Linked DNA regions of Homo sapiens: region 1 is linked to region 2. The links are chromatin contacts, found by Hi-C or POLR2A ChIA-PET in ENCODE. All regions are on one chromosome and are shown on one strand. The core of a region is the stretch at or near the end of the contact, and the rest is flanking DNA. Distances in the headings are between cores, read along the strand shown.

The links. A loop is a pair of places that touch in the nucleus more often than their neighbours do. ChIA-PET counts read pairs that join two places held with the same protein, here RNA polymerase II (POLR2A). Pooled maps may share reads with other maps.
Region 1: a loop to region 2 is called in a map of PC-9, with 31 times the contacts of the local background. The contact joins two enhancer-like sites. A Hi-C loop is called at or near these places in 2 of 168 maps with a recorded cell type or tissue (A673 and PC-9), 2 of 37 single-sample maps with no recorded cell type and 7 of 50 pooled maps. POLR2A ChIA-PET finds 5 or more read pairs at or near these places in 1 of 52 experiments (A673).

What each region holds. Positions count from the first base shown.
Region 1 is chr9:130,413,864-130,416,563 of GRCh38, forward strand. The region is part of intron 85 of HMCN2 (hemicentin 2); the gene reads left to right. Among named protein-coding and RNA genes, the nearest start is that of ASS1, 30 kb to the right of the region's middle. Within about 2 kb of position 1,273, at least 2 of the 41 ENCODE cell types and tissues checked have a DNase peak (open chromatin) inside an H3K27ac peak, as active enhancers do.
Region 2 is chr9:130,106,186-130,108,885 of GRCh38, forward strand. It overlaps GPR107 (G protein-coupled receptor 107), which reads left to right. Exons shown (of 18, transcript NM_020960.5): 14 at 1,311-1,354. Among named protein-coding and RNA genes, the nearest start is that of GPRACR, 37 kb to the right of the region's middle. Within about 2 kb of position 1,451, at least 6 of the 41 ENCODE cell types and tissues checked have a DNase peak (open chromatin) inside an H3K27ac peak, as active enhancers do.

The DNA.
Region 1 (2,700 bases), core at 23-2,522, 310 kb after region 2:
AACTGGGTGTGGTGGCTCGTGTCTGTAATCCCAGCACTTTGGGAGACTGAGGCAGCCAGATCGCTTGAGCTCAGGAATTTGATATCATCCTGGGCAATATGGTGAAACCCCATCTCTACCAAAAATACAAAAAAAAAAAAAAAAAAATAGCTGGGCATGGTGGCGCACACCTGTAATCCCAGCTACTTGGGAGGCAAACACCATGAAAAACACCCCTGCCCCATCATCACACCAACTGGGAGCCTCTAACTTCCACCCTCGCCCCTGTACCGAGGCACTGCTCTCCCCACACTGGAGCAGGATGCTGTCAGGTGACACCTAATGAGGAGACAGAATTGTCACCACTGTCATCTACTGAGTGGGAAGCTCCTCCCCCGTGTGGCCAGGTGGGCAGCGAGGGTAGTGCCAGCAGAGGCCCGGTGTGGGCGTGCCTCCACCCATCCACCCATGCTCAGCAGTAATGAGGCACCCCTCCCTGTTCCGGGCTGACCATGGAAGCCTCATAGGGAACCTGGGCTTCCACGCTGACCTGGCGGAAGTGAGTGGCACCACTTTTTCTTGGCAGTTTTATAGCTCTGCCAAAAACGGAAGATTTAAATAAAAATCCGAGTCTTACAATACTGAAACTCACTTACACACCAGGAACAAGGAAAAGCTCAACTTACACACCAGGAACAAGGAAAATCTCAATGAAAGCAGACAACAGATGCCTACTGAGATAGTACAGATATCAGGTAATCTGATAAGGACTTTTTTTTTTTTTTTTAAGACAAGGTCTGACTCTGTTGCCCAGGCTGGAGTGCAGTGACATGATCAGGGCTCACTGCAGCCTGGGCTCGGGTGATCATCCCATCTCAGCCTCCCAAGTAGCTGGGACTGCAGGCACGTGCCACCACACCCGGCTAATTTTTATTTTTATGTATTTATTTTTTGTAGAGACAGGGTCTCCTTATGTTGCCTAAGCCAGTCTCAAACTCCTGGGCTCAAATGATCCACCTGCCTCAGCCTCCCAAAGTGGTGGGATTACAGGCATGAACCACTGTGCCTGACCAAGACTGAACTGTCACCACTGTCACCACTGAGTGGGAAGCCCCTCGCCTACACAGGCCGAGTGGGGAGCAATAAGCAGTGCCCCTCTCCCTCCCAGCCAGGATGGTGCCAGCAGAGCCCCACTTGAAGCGCCAACTCCCACCGATCCCCAGCAATAATGAGGCACCCTCCCTGTTCCCGGGTGTCCATGGAGGCCACGTGGGGAACCCGGACTTCCACTCTCATCTAGCAGAAGTGAGTGGCACCTCCTTCCCCTGGCAGTGTTCCAGGTCTGCTAAGATGGAAGATTTAAATAAGAGCCCAAATCTTATCATACTGAAACTCACTTATCATACCAGGAACAAGGAAAAATCTCAGCTTGAATGAGAACTGATACTCAACAGACACCAACTGAGATAGCACAGATGTTTGAGTCATCTGGTAAGGATTTCCTTTTTATTTTTTGATGGGGTCTTGCTCTGTCACCCAGACTGGAGTGCAATGGCACAATCACAGCTCACTGCAGCCTTGACCTCCTGGGCTCAAGCAATCCTCCCACTTCTCAGCCTCCCAAGTAGCTGGGACTGCAGGTGCATACCACCATGCCCGGCTACTTTATTTATTTTTTGTAGAGATGGGGTCTTGCTATGTTGCCCAGGCTAGCTGACAGGGATGCTTCTGTGAGCAGTTGTCAACATGCTTGAAACAAGTGAAAAAAACAGAAAATCTCAGCAAAACGTGGCTGTGGAGTAATTTGAAGTTCAGGCAGTTTTCAAGTTGGCCTCGGTTTACTGTCCTTTGTACCCCTCAGGTCTCCCCTGCACAGGTGCATATTTCCCACGATGGCCAGGGATTGTGGGGAGCCAATCCAGCCTGTCCGTGGCTCCTTCATTTCCAGGTTCTCGCCGTTCAGTTGCTGGCTGGGTCCCTGCTCTTCTCAGCCAGGGCCATGCCGCAGGCCAGCACAGCAGCCATTTCCCTTTTGGCTCCTACCAGTTTTGCCCCTTTTCCTGATGATATTTCTCAGGGCATACTTTCATCCTCTACTGCACATCAAGGCAGCCCCCAGGGGTGGCAAAAGCTGCTGTTTTTCACAGCCATCCCTAATAAAACCACTGTGATGGTCACGGTGGGGTAGGGATGGGCACAGCCCCAGGCAGGAGGGCCAAAGGCTTCCACTGTTCTTATCCAAAGTTCTAGAGGCTTTATTTTTTTTTTTTTTTTTTTTTGGAGACAGAGTCTCACTCTGTCACCCAGGCTGGAGTGCAGTGGCGCGATCTCGGCTCACTGCAACCTCCACCTCCCAGGTTCAAGAGATTCTCCTGCCTCAGCCTCCCAAATAGCTGGGATTACAGGCACCCACCACCTTGTCCAGCTAATTTTTGTAATTTTAGTTGAGACAGGGTTTCACCATGTTGGCCCGGCTGGTCTCAAACTCCTGACTTAAGGTGATCCACCCGCCTCGGCCTCCCAAAGTGTTGGGCTTACAGGCGTGAGTCACTGCGCCTGGCCTCGACCTTCATTTAAGTGGAATCACCCCACACGTGCTCTTGCGTAGACTCTTCTTTTGCACATCATAATTTGTGGCATTCGTCCATATTGTTCACGTGGAATTAGTTTATTGGTTCTCATTGCTGTGTGTTTTTCTGCTACATGGATGTACCACAGTTT
Region 2 (2,700 bases), core at 201-2,700:
TTGTTAATTACAACACTAATGAGCAGATTCCAAATGGCAAAATTCCTTAAGGTAAATATCCTAAAAATTACTGTAAAATGAAAAAAGTCAGTAAGTACTGGAGAGGTGATTCAAGATTAATAATATTTTTAGGCTGGGCGCGGTGGTTCACGCCTGTAATCCCAGCACTTTGGGAGGCTGAGGTGGGCGGATCACGAGGTCAAGAGATCGAGACCATCCTGGCCAACATGGCAAAACCCCATCTTAACTAAAAATATAAAAATTAGCTGGGCGTGGTAGCATGTGCCTGTAGTCCCAGCTACTCGGGAGGCTGAGGCAGGAGAATTGCTTGAACCCAGGAGGCGGAGGTTGCAGTGAGCCAAGATCATGCCACTGCACTCCAGCCTGGCGACAGAACAAGACTCTGTCTCAAAATAAATAAATAAATAAATAAATAATAATAATAATAATAATACTTGTAAATATCCCGATTCAGCCAGCATTGCTTCAGGGCCAGCAGTGTACTGGTTAGCTTTCGTGTGGTGTTCCATTCAGTTCTCAAGCAGATAGCCCCTCTCACAGGTGGGCAAATTACGGAGGATTTAGGAAGAGTAATTGATTTGCTGACAAGAGTGAGTGACAGTGTCAGACCACAGCCGCCTTCCCTCACACAGCCTGTCTGCCTGTGCCCTGTTCAGCCCTCAGGGAAGTCTCTCTGTTGGTGGCTTTTCATGGTGCCTCCACCTCTCACCTGCGGCTCCTGTAATAATGTTAATGTTCCTCTGCCTGAAATGTAATGATGGTCATTAGGTACCAGCACATCACAGCCCCAGACAGTGTCCCTGGAGGCTGGCATTTTTCAGCAGTGTTAAAAATCTCCACTCGATAAGTTTGCATGGTGCTGTATGTTCACAGCTCTTAGACCTAGACTCTAGAAGTCAGCTGGTGACTTTCTTCTAGGGTTTATTCTCTCCTGGTGGCAGGTGAGCCCAGTGATGCTCCATTGTCATGGGAGTGTTGGGTAGGGGGTGGTTGTGGGAGTGAGAGATTAACAGGAGCATTAAATGATGGAGTTTTGTTTTCTCCTCACGCTCTGGTCCCTGCTAGACTTATTGCCACAGATTTGGCCAGCAGAGGGCGACTTTACCTCAGACGTGTTGATATCAACCATTTCCCCCCCTCTACCCGTTTTAGGGAGAGTGCTCTAAAGTGATGTAGTCCAACCTTTCAGCATGTAATTGAGAAATTCAGCCTCAAGTTACTAGAGCTGGAAATAGAGAGGAGTGCAGATTTGTCAGCTAACTTTTTGTTCTCTAAATGTTTATTTTTAGGTCAATCAGACATTTACAAGAAGCATCAGCAACAGATGGAAAAGGCAAGTTCTCTCGTGCTCATTTTGTGTTGCTCAGCTTGCTCTGAACCCACGTGCTGCGGCACTGCGGAGGAGTGGAGGCAGCCTATGGTGTCAAGATGCTGTCTTCCTGGGAGGAGAGCTAGGGGAGGCCTGGGGCCCACTTCGTGAGAGCAGCCAGGGGTAGTTTGGAGAAGGAGGTGTTGAGTCAGTTGTATAAGGAGGAGGTTGGGGGTGACTGCTGCTTATTAAGATGATTCATTTCATTTCCACTCGTGGTTGTGATTTTCACCTTCTCAAAACTGAGTCAGCAAGAGAAAATCTTGTCTTAGAAGGGCCAGATAACACTTCGCTGTGAGAACAGGAGGGATAATGGATTGGAGATGGCTATGTGTAAAGCAGCCCTGCCTGCTGATTTAACACACTTTCAAAATAGATGTGTCAGTATTCATTTAAAGCAAGACTCTGATGACAGAAGGAACCTTGAAAACTACCTGATATTGAAATGGTTGTGCCCTTTATAGCCCTTTTGCATCTCCTTGACTTTCCAGTCATGCCTCCTAAATCAGAAGAAAAGCTGCAAAGAAAATGTTTTGTGTGGTTCTGGGCTTATTTGAATAATGTTCATGACCACAGGCTGCCATAGCACAAGTGAGAATTTCAGACCACAAGGGTTTAAGGAGCAGTGCTCTCTTCTCTCAAAGCTCAGAACGGTCTCTGGATCCATGGTATCGTACACCCAGTGTGGATATTAACATTCTTTAATGCAGGTTATGAATAATAAATAAAACAGGTTTTTGTTAATAAAGTTTTGTTGCTGACTCTATTTCTGATTATAAAGCCAATGTAGATTCATTTTAGAAAATTCGGAAAATGCATAGTAGCTGTAAATCTTCTTTCACAAACCTGGTATATAACTAATAACGCATTATTTCTTTAAGTTAAATTAAACATGACTTTGAGGCTTCACGCCAGGGTCAGCCCTAGGTTGTTATTTAGAGCACAGTATTCTGGAGGATCTCGCCAGTTTGGGCCTGGAACAGATAGTATGGCATTCCTGCTGTCCAGGTTCACGTAACTCTTGCTCCTAGGCAGCCTGTGTGCAAGTCATACCCAGGCTTGGAGCCTTGGTCAGTGGTCAGAGGCCAGCCTCCCAAGGCCCACTCAGCTTCTGCGACCTGCACCAGCTTTTGTTTTCTTTCTAGTCCTGGGAATAGCCCTTCTCCCGTTTTCTCATTTTTTTCCCCTCAAAGATACCAGGTTCCCTTCTTTTCCCTCTGGAGTGTCCTCTTGTGATAGGTTCTTTTCAGTGGCTTTAAGCAGGTTCTTTTCAGTGGCTTTAAGCAGGAGTCACAGAGCTTTTGCTTCTA